Linked DNA regions of Homo sapiens: region 1 is linked to region 2. Evidence: chromatin contacts called from ENCODE Hi-C or POLR2A ChIA-PET data. All regions are on one chromosome and are shown on one strand. The core of a region is the stretch at or near the end of the contact, and the rest is flanking DNA. Distances in the headings are between cores, read along the strand shown.

Region 1 (4,713 bases), core at 325-2,824, 48 kb after region 2:
ACCATTTTTGTTGTTAAAACATATAAAGAAAACATATACAATATACATACATACCTACAGTGTTCTCTGCTGTTCCCCATCCCTATTGTATTCACTATTAACAGTTTGTGTACTCTTCATATGTTTCTATGCACACATATCTATATGCACACATACACACACTTAAAACATCTATATGTCTCTATGTTTCTTCATATAGCTACATATTAATTAAAACGGAATTGAAAATATCTTTCTGTATTGCTAATATTTTAAAACTTGTTAATATAGGCCAGGCGTGAGTGGCCCATGCATATAATCCCAGCACTTTGGGAGGCCAAGGCGGAAGGATTACTTGAGGCCAGGAGATCGAGACCAGCTTGGGCAACGTAATGAGACCCTGTCTCACAATTTTGAAAAAAACCCAAACTTGTAATATAGTTTCTAAAAATGGAAAGAGAAATATTTTTCATTGTCTACTAAATGGAAATAAAAGTGCTATATATTTTATGGATACTCATTTCAGAAGGTATTTGCTTAGGTGCACCTAACTTATCACTCAGCATTGCAGTGCTCACCTAATGCAAGAACTACTTTGTCAAGGAGTTGAAAAGATAACTAATGTATCCTAATCAGTTTTTCCCTCAAGATAGTCCTTTTGAACTACTTAAAAGCTTAATGATTTGGAATTATTTTACCTTTATTTATAATATCACAACCTGGAAGATAGATATAAATCTGCTTATCTTCATGCAATTAGGAGGTTATTAGGAGATAAATTTTTATTCACATTTGCCCAGTATATTCTACAATCTACATGGGAGGGTGGGGAGCAACTCTCAGAGAAGGTAAAACATTTAGATGGAAGATTCAGTTTAGTTTGATAGAGCTACATTTGAGTGTACTCACAATTTTAGGAACAATGAATTATCTTGAAATTTATCCTTTTGGATTATAAAGTCCATATGTATGGAGACTGTGTCTATCTAATCTAGTTCATTGTTATGTTCACAGCTTCTGGAACATGGGAGGTGTTCAATACATATTTGCCTATGTATGTGTGGAGTGATTATAGATAGTAGGAATGTAGAAATAGGCCAGTATTGCATTCAGTTCAGATCTTATGATTGTGTTCTTTTAGCAACTTTATGTAGCAACTGCCTTTATAATAATTTCATTCTTCTTACATTTCTGTAGTTGAGAACAGCAAGATACAAGGAGGCAGCCCTCTGTAATAGATGTGAAATGGTCATTACATGTTTGTTGGTGGTAGAGCTGTCTGTGAACTATCATTATCCATAAATAGCAGCTTCCTCATGCAGTCTGGTCAGCTCAACTCATCTCAATATAGAGCTCCTCCAGTGAAGGGATGTAGAAAAGTCTCCATAACACCGTTTGAAGGTGATTAGAGTGTAACCCACCTGCTGATACAATGAAGCACATTGGTTCTTGAGCCCTGTTGGTCATGTACTCAAATCACTAAGGACTAGATTTGAGAAGCTTAGTGTTTGACCTTAAAGTTTCCCTTTTGCTGGGTTTCTGTTACAATTTGCTTTTTACCCCATTCTGATGAGTATTATAGTTAGGTATTTCTATGTGTCATTCTCTCTGGATTTGTTCTTTTGAGTGCAGGGAACACCTTGTCTTTGTAACTTTTCATAGCTATAGTGCAGTGCTTTGTATAGCACAAGTTTACACTGTTAATTCTTGTGTTAAGTGGGTAAGTAGAAGAATTATAAATTTTGCTAAGTTATAGTTCAAACTGTAGCTACTTTTATAAGTCACATAAAATCCTTTTCAAACAAGATGGTTATTTAGCTACTTTGAAAAAAAGTATGGATTATAGCAAATCCACCCCCATCTGGTAATGTCAGAAGCCTGATATTTATTTATTTTAAAACAGCTTTATTGAGATATAATTCACATGCCATGCAGTTCACCCACATTGTATAACTCAGTGATTTTTAGTATCTTCACAGAGTTGTACAACCATCATGATAGCCAATTTTGGAATATTTTCATTACCCTGAAAGAAATCCTTTATACATTAGCAGTCACTCCCTATTTCCCACTTTACTCCCCAGCCCTAGCCAACCATTGATTTACTTTCCGTCTCTATAGATTTGCCTATTCTGGACAATGGGATTATATAATATTTGGCCTTTCATGACAGGCTTCTTTCACTCAGCAAAATGTTTTCAGATTCGTCCATGTTGTAACATATCAGTACCTCATTCCTTTCTATTGCTGAATAATCTATTGTATGGATATATACCTCATTTTATTTATCTATTCGTCTGTTGATAGATATTTGGGTTGTTTTCCATTTTTGGGCCATTATAAATAAAGCTACTATGAACATTCATGTGCAAGTTTTTGTGTAGATACATGCTTCTTTTTTCTTGGGTATATGTAAGAGTGAAATTGCTGGGCAACTCTGCATTTAACCTTTTGAGGAGGTTAGACTGTTTTCCAAGCAGCAGCATCATTTTACATTCCCACCAGCAGTCTATGAGTATTCCAATTTCTCTACATCCTCACCAACACTTGTTATTATCTGTCTTTTTTATTATAGTCATCCTAGTGGGTGTGAAGTGGTATTTCACTGTGGTTTTGATGTGCATTTCTCTGTTGGCTGATTATGTTCAGTATCTTTTCATGTGCTTATTGGCCACTTGTTTGTCTTTTGGAGAAATATATATTCAGATCCTTTCCCCATATTTAATTGGGTCATTTGTCTTTTATTGAATTGAAAGGATTCTTTTATGTATTTAGATACAAGTACAAAAATATATTTATAGATACATTTACAAATATTTACAAAAATATATTTTATCATTTCTACTTACAAAAACGTTCTCCCATGCTATAGGTTGTCTCTTCACTTTCTTGGTGATGTCCTTTGAAGTACAGAAGTTTTTAATTTTGATGCAGTTAATCTATTTTTTTCTTGTTTGTTATTTTCAGTGTCATATTTAAGAAACCATTACCTAATCTAAAGTCACAAAGATTTAAGCCTATTTTTTCTTGTAAGAATTTTATAGTTTTAGGTCTTGATATTTAGGTCTTTGATCAATTTTTAGTTAATTTTGGTGTGAGGCAGGGATCCAACTTCATTCTTTTTGCATGTGGATATCTGCTTGTTCCAGAACAATTTGTTAAAAAGAATATTCTTTCCCTCATTGAATTATTTTGACATCCATGTTGAAAATCAGTTGACTAAGGGACTTTATTTCTTTATTTGTTTATTTTTGAGACAAAATCTCACTCTGTCTCCAGGCTGGAGTGCAGTGGTGCAATCTCGGCTCACTGCAACCTCTGCCTCCCGGGTTCTAGCAATTCTCCTGCTTCAGCCTCCCGAGTAGCTGGGATTACAGGTGTGCACCACCACGCCCAGCTAATATTTGTATTTTTAGTAGAGATGGGGTTTAATCATGTTGGCCAGGCTGGTCTCAAACTCCTGACCTCGAACTCCTGACCTCAGCTGATCTGTCCGCCTCCACCTCTCAAAGTGCTGGGATTACAGGTGTGAGCCACCGTACCCGGCCAACTAAGGGACTTCTCTTTGGGGGGAAATATTCACATTGTTCTCCTTCCCCCCAAGATTGCTTACAATTTTTTGGTTAAATTAAGAAAAAAGAAACAATCTCAAAAAAGTTACAAGTACAGTTCAAAGAACATAATTTTTTTGAATCATTTGAAAGTAGATTGTCAACGTGATGCCATATGATGACCATGTTGTGTGTATTTCCCACAAACAAGAACATTTTCCTACAGAAGCACAATATAACCATCAAAATCAGAAAACTAACACTGCTGTACTACTACTATGTCATACTCAGATCCCATTCAAGTTTTGCCCATTGTCGCAGTGTTGTCCTTAATAGCAAAAAATATCCAGTCCAGAATTACACATTGCATTTAATTGTCAGGATTCTTTAGTCTTCTTCAATCTGAAACATTTCCTCAGTCTTTCCTTGACCCTCATGACCTGTACATTGTTGAAGATTACAGGTAAGTTATTTTGTAGAATACCCCTCAATCATGGTTTGTCTGATGTTTCTTTATGATTAGATTCAGTTTATACATATTTGGCAGGAATGTCACAGAAGTGATGTTACATCCTTTTTAGTGTATTGTATTGGGGCCCACAGTTTTGCCATTATTTCTAATATTAACCTTGATTCTTGATTAAGGTGGTATTTGCCAGGCTTTTTCACTATTATTGTTTTTCCTTTTGCAGTTAGGATTTTGTGGGACAGTATATTGAGATAACAGTAATCTTGGTCCTCATCGATCTTTGTTTCTTTTATTTATTTATTTATTTATTTATATCTGCATGAACACATATATTCCTATTTTGTTTAATGAGTTATATTTCTTTACTATTATTATTTGTATTGATATGCCAGCTGTTCCAGATTTGGTCAGTGAGAGCCCCTTCCAGTTCGCTGTTTTGTTCTTTTAACATAGCCTCTCCCATTCTTTGAGCACTTCCTTCCTTTTTGGCACATGATGATGTTCAGGCTCATTTGGTACTTGCTCTATTCTGTCCCTGGAATCAGCAATTTCTTCAAAGAGCCCTGGTTCCTTTTAGTAGAGAATGGTATTAGAAAGCAAGGTCTAGGTGCTCAGTGTACATATTGGGGTGTTGTTGCCCCCAGGACCTCTCAGGGCAGCAGTCCCCAACCTTTCTGGCACCAGGGACCAGTTTCATTGCTGGGGTGGGGTTAG
Region 2 (5,039 bases), core at 1,737-4,236:
AAGAAATATTTCATCCATCTCTGAAATAAAGAGGAAGAAATGAAGCATATTTGAACAGTTGCAGAAAAAAACCATACCAGGGTGAAAAGTGAAGGGCATCCTAGCCATTTGGAGTTACAGAAAAGTACTATTAATCCTAAATACTTAAGTGGCATATTTTTTCATTCTAAGTGTTTCACTATAAACTAAGCAGCTTGCATAAATCTATTTCATAGATATATAAATGAAAGCAGATTTCATGATTTACCTAAGACTACTTTAAATTAAAAAAAGAAAGGGAGAGGGCAAAGGAAAACAAGCAGCTCCCAAAGTAGCAGGTTGTGACCCAGGAGCTTGAGTGCTTAGAGCTGAATTTAATCCACACCCAGGTCAAATATAATTCTCCAACTTGGAAGTGGTCCAGGACACCCGAGCTAACATTTTTTACCTTTGCCAAAGAGCCTGGGGCAGTTTGGTGACAAGCAATCACAACCTCACTTCTATTTCTCAACTGAAAGAAAGACCAGAATCATCTCACAGGTGCTTTCCCCCATGGCAGGGCACTGGTTTAAGCTCAAGGACTAAGAAAGTTTGCTTCCCCTTGATTCATCATTGCCTCTTGCATCACTTATTCTCTGGAGATATATTCAAAGGTCTATTTAAGTTGGAGAGTTGGGTCATACAATTTTAGGTGGAAAGACTGAATCACAGCTTTACTCCATGTGTCAGCCTTGACCACTTGATTATATACTGTGCTTGGACGTCACTTCATCTCTCAAAGCCTTAGCTGTGGGAAAAGCCTGGGTGATTGCTCTGTGTATTAGAAACTGAAACCCCACCACTAAATGCTGAAAAGTGGTCCAGGCAAAAGGTGCTGTGGAAATCTGAAAGCCATTATCTTTTCCACACTTCCTCTCTCTTCACCCTCATTTTGTTTGGGAATGCACATGAACACCCGTGAACAAAAATAAACCAACCCACCCTTGACTGATTGTTCTGTCTTTTGAGTTATCAAACTTGAGTGCTTCTGGCTCCCAGATATGCTGAAGTAGAGACTGCTGGGAAGGCAGCCACAAATTAGAGTTGATCTTCCAGTATCTTCTACCTGTAAGGAATGGTTCAGGAAATTATAATTAATGAGTCCTGCCCCAAAGTTGAAATCATATTTGGATTTCAGAAATAATAAGAAAGCATATAAGAATCCTGGTGTCTTTTCTTAGCTCAACCATGTCCATCCATACTTTCTGGCCCTTTTAAACCAGTTACTCTATACCCAGTCCATATACATTTTGACTGTCTGCCCTCAGGAACTGTCTCAACTCAGGGCATCTTTAAGGAAGGCAGAACCACCTTAGGAGGTAGAGGGTGAAACGTGGCAACTCTTCCATAGGCGAATCAATATAGCAGACATGCTCAAGGTAGGAGGTTTTGCTAGGGCTTAAATCAGGCTGTCAACTCAAACACAATGGGCTTTGTTACTCCTGTGTAAAGAGGAAATGGAGCAGTTTTTGGCCTCCTCAGACTGTATTGTAGGGTATACAGGATGGCAATTCCAGGCACAATCTTCAGGAGACACAAATCTGCTTTTAGCTATTCAGTGTTCCCCAGCAAGTTAATTAGCTGTTTCTGAAATGCATGGAAATATTCAGCATTTTCATAGTGAAGCCAATCTCCCAGATTTAAGCTTTGGGGGTGGGAATGAGTATGTGAGGAAGAGGGTCTGTCAGGGAAACAGAATAGAGCCCTTTTGGTGAGAGATTCCAACACCTGTGACTTATCTTAGAAATTACACATGCACTGTAATTCCAAGACTTTTTTTTTTTTTAATTGGTTTGAGCACTCGAGCAGGAGGGCTTGCTGAGACCTCTCACTATTTTAGGCGTGGGGAGTTACCTCTGGGTTCAAAAGTCTTTGGGTGGGAAGCACAGAGGAACTGCGAAATGCCTCCCTCAGAAATGTCCAATTGCTCAAGGGGAGAAGCAGGGAGTGGGGTCAGGTAGCAGCCAGGAAGGTTGCAGGGGCCACGGGCACATCCTCTCCCTGAGTGGTAAGGTGGCAAGTGGGTTTGGGGACCATTGCTTTGACAACTTGTCAAGGGTGCGGAGAGGGCTGTCCCAGCAAGGTGAAGAGGTCTGTAGGAAAGGAGTCTCCCCAGAGACCTCCTAAGGACCAGAAGAGCGCGCACCCCGCCAAGTGACAGAACGTGCCCCCTCTGTGTCCGCTCCCTTCCCCCGCGGCCAATCACCGGGCAGAGGCGTCTCACGCCAGCAGGTCCTCCCTGGCTCCTCTCCTTACTCGTCCGGGCGGACCAAGCCTCAGCAGGAGCCCCGCCTGTCTCCAGGCAGTTTGAGCCCCCGAGCGCTCGCCCAGCCTGTCAGTAACCGCCGTTTGCGTTTTCTTCCTTTCTTTCTTTCTTTTTTTTCCTCCTCTTTTCTTTTCCCCTTCTGCCTTTGTCCCGCTTAGTAACTGGGCTCTGACCAATCGCCGCCTTACCGGCCGGCGCCGGCTGTCTCCTGATTGGCCCGCTTGGGGCGCGCAGCCGTCTCCCGCTCCTTCGCAGGAGCAAGGCAGACAAAAGACGCAGGCTCCAGGCTCCGGCAACCGGCCTCAGCCAATCACCACCCACCTTGCCTCTCTTCCCTCGCCCCACTCCCTCCTCGCCTGGCTCGCGTGCTCCCGGCACTGACTCCTGGAGTGCGGCCAGCGCCCGGATCGTACCATTCTGATTGAGGCTGGGGGAGAGCGCGGATGGCTGATTGGGGAGCCGAAGCCTAGAGAGCGGTGGGGAGACGTGAAAGTCGAGATGGAGAGCAGCTTTTTGAACATGTTCTCAGGCACTTGACAGAATCCCGGTACATCGAGGCGGGACGGCGTGGAAGGGGCGGTGGTGATGCCTGCTGTCCCCCCTCCCGGCGCGGTTGGGTGGCGCCTCAGCGGGTGGGCAGCATGGGGCGGGGAGGGTGTCCCCTCCGCGCCGTTAAAATGAAACTCTAGTGGCTGGAGTCCGGGCAGAGCTTGAGGGCAGTTGGTGCGGTCGGGTTGGTTCTTACACCCCGGCGGGAGCGCCCAGACAAGCCGAGCTGACTGGACTTCTCCGGCCGGCCCCATTCCCGAGGCTGCGGCAGCTTCGGTTCCGAGACCGACCGGAGAGGAGCCCGAGTCCCGGCCTCTGGGGGATTCGCTCTCTGCAGACCAGTGGGACCCCGAAACTTGAACGCAATCTCCAGCCCCCTTTTTTGCCTTCCTTTGTCACTTGCCCGGGTTTCTCCCAACGTGTTCTTTTTTTTCCTCTTCATTCTCCCTCCTTCGAAGGACACAAAAGTGGCTTCCGCGGAAAGATTTGGAGGCGGTGGGAGCTTTTCTCCCCGGAGAGCGACTGTGTAGAAAGGATTTTTGGGAAGCCGCTTTTTAACACCTCTGCTCTCCGTCCCCCAAGCCTCTGTGTAATCCTCTGAGGAGAAAAGCCCATAGCTTGAAAGTTCGGGGGCATTTTGTTGTGTTCTGTAGGAGAGAGGGGGAGGACCCTGTTCGGGTAGTTTGGCCGGACTGGTACTGGCCGTTGGAAAACCCGAAGTACATTTCCGTGTGGAACTTTTGCAGATATATATTTTTAGATTTTTAAATACCAGATAAAAAATATATGCCTTCTATATATCTCCTGGCGACCTGCCCCTGACAGCGCGATGTACAATACGGTGTGGAGTATGGACCGCGATGACGCAGACTGGAGGGAGGTGATGATGCCCTATTCGACAGAACTGATATTTTATATTGAAATGGATCCTCCAGGTACTTGGGAGAAAAAAAAAAAGAATCTCGTGATGGGTCTGATTTGTATTTACCAAGAGCTTGCTGATGTTTTCAGGGCAGAAGTATTCCTGGGTGCGCTAGGTTCGGGATGAGGAGATTTGCAGTTACAGCTGCGGTAAAACTGCTTCTGGTTTACACGTTTAAAGTTTGCAGTTAGGACCCTGATCCTATTGTCCTGCGAAGGTGGGGGTGGGGGCTGGAAGTGGGGGTGGGAGGAGAGACCCCTTTTTAAAATTATCATTATTTTTTACTTTGCCTTTGCGTGTCGTTCAGGTTTTTCTTGTGCCCGCCACTTTATTTTATTTTTTTCTTTTTCAATTAAAGACTCTTCTACCTGCAAAGGATGTTTTATATCCCGGGGTTAAAACCAGTCTTTCACTTTGGGCGAATTCTTGAAAGCTTGTCCTTTCATACATTTGTCTAATTTGGTTCGTTGTGTTTTACCCCGGTTAACTTCTGAAACTGAGTTATGTGATTATTCATTGTAAGACTCCCTTTTTCTCTTGCAGAAACAAATGCCGGTTAGTGATTTTTTTTAGGGATTGGGCGTTCGTATTCAGCCATGGTCTTAGTCTGAGGTTTTCCTTCTCAGAAGATAGTCGCTCAGAGAAATCTACGTGCAATATTTTATTACTCTTTAATTTAATGATGATTTAACTTAATTTATGGGATAGGGTTTAATGTAACTTCAATTCCTAGAATAAAGAAAAAGCAAAAACAAAAACGAGGGAACCTTTCTGTTTCCTGTGAACGTGTGATATATACATATGTGTTCCTATACACGTAATGTAAAGTATACATATATAGCACTATATTTTTATTTTAAAGCTCTGTCTGACGCTATTACAGACATTTTGTGTATCTGGTAGGAAAGGAAAAGGAAAGCAAAATGGAAAAGTTGGCTTTTTTTTCCTTTAAAGTCTACCCCATTTTATGATTATTAGCTGTCAGATTTTCTCAAACCCTGTTTGCAGTTACAGATGGTGTTTTATGTAATGATTCTGAATAAGTAGAGAGCCTTTGTGACTCCTTGTTTCTGTCGAGGATGAATTCTTTATGTATTTTAAAACGTGTTATGGCTAAGTCTACAGAATAAAATGTGTGTCATTGGGGAACCTCGTTTATTATAAGACTGTATTTTTGGAAACGTTTGAAAGGATTTGAGCCATGCAAGTGTGAAGAAGTGTAACTGTCTTATAGAAGGTATGTAGAAATTGTTTCCTGTGTCCTTGCAAACGGTGAATTATCCT

The links. A loop is a pair of places that touch in the nucleus more often than their neighbours do. ChIA-PET counts read pairs that join two places held with the same protein, here RNA polymerase II (POLR2A). Pooled maps may share reads with other maps.
Region 1: a map of mammary epithelial cell shows a loop between it and region 2 (4-fold over the local background). The contact joins the enhancer-like site here to the promoter of PIK3R3 in region 2. A Hi-C loop is called at or near these places in 12 of 168 maps with a recorded cell type or tissue (GM13976, K562, PC-3 and 8 more), 3 of 37 single-sample maps with no recorded cell type and 10 of 50 pooled maps. POLR2A ChIA-PET finds 5 or more read pairs at or near these places in 12 of 52 experiments (AG04449, AG04450, GM10248 and 9 more).

Annotation. Positions count from the first base shown.
Region 1 is chr1:46,081,597-46,086,309 of GRCh38, reverse strand. The region is part of intron 1 of P3R3URF-PIK3R3 (P3R3URF-PIK3R3 readthrough); the gene reads left to right. The region is part of intron 1 of PIK3R3 (phosphoinositide-3-kinase regulatory subunit 3); the gene reads left to right. Among named protein-coding and RNA genes, the nearest start is that of PIK3R3, 49 kb to the left of the region's middle. Within about 2 kb of position 1,574, at least 3 of the 41 ENCODE cell types and tissues checked have a DNase peak (open chromatin) inside an H3K27ac peak, as active enhancers do; they include PC-3, PC-9 and mammary epithelial cell, where a contact is called at or near this core.
Region 2 is chr1:46,130,576-46,135,614 of GRCh38, reverse strand. PIK3R3 (phosphoinositide-3-kinase regulatory subunit 3) reads left to right here and starts at 2,986. Exons shown (of 10, transcript NM_003629.4): 1 at 2,986-3,768. The coding sequence starts at 3,663. All of the region lies in intron 1 of P3R3URF-PIK3R3 (P3R3URF-PIK3R3 readthrough), which reads left to right. LOC101929626 (a long non-coding RNA gene) reads right to left here and starts at 2,244. Exons shown (of 3, transcript NR_125987.1): 1 at 2,225-2,244; 2 at 961-1,084. RefSeq lists enhancers at 2,204-2,433, 3,674-3,723.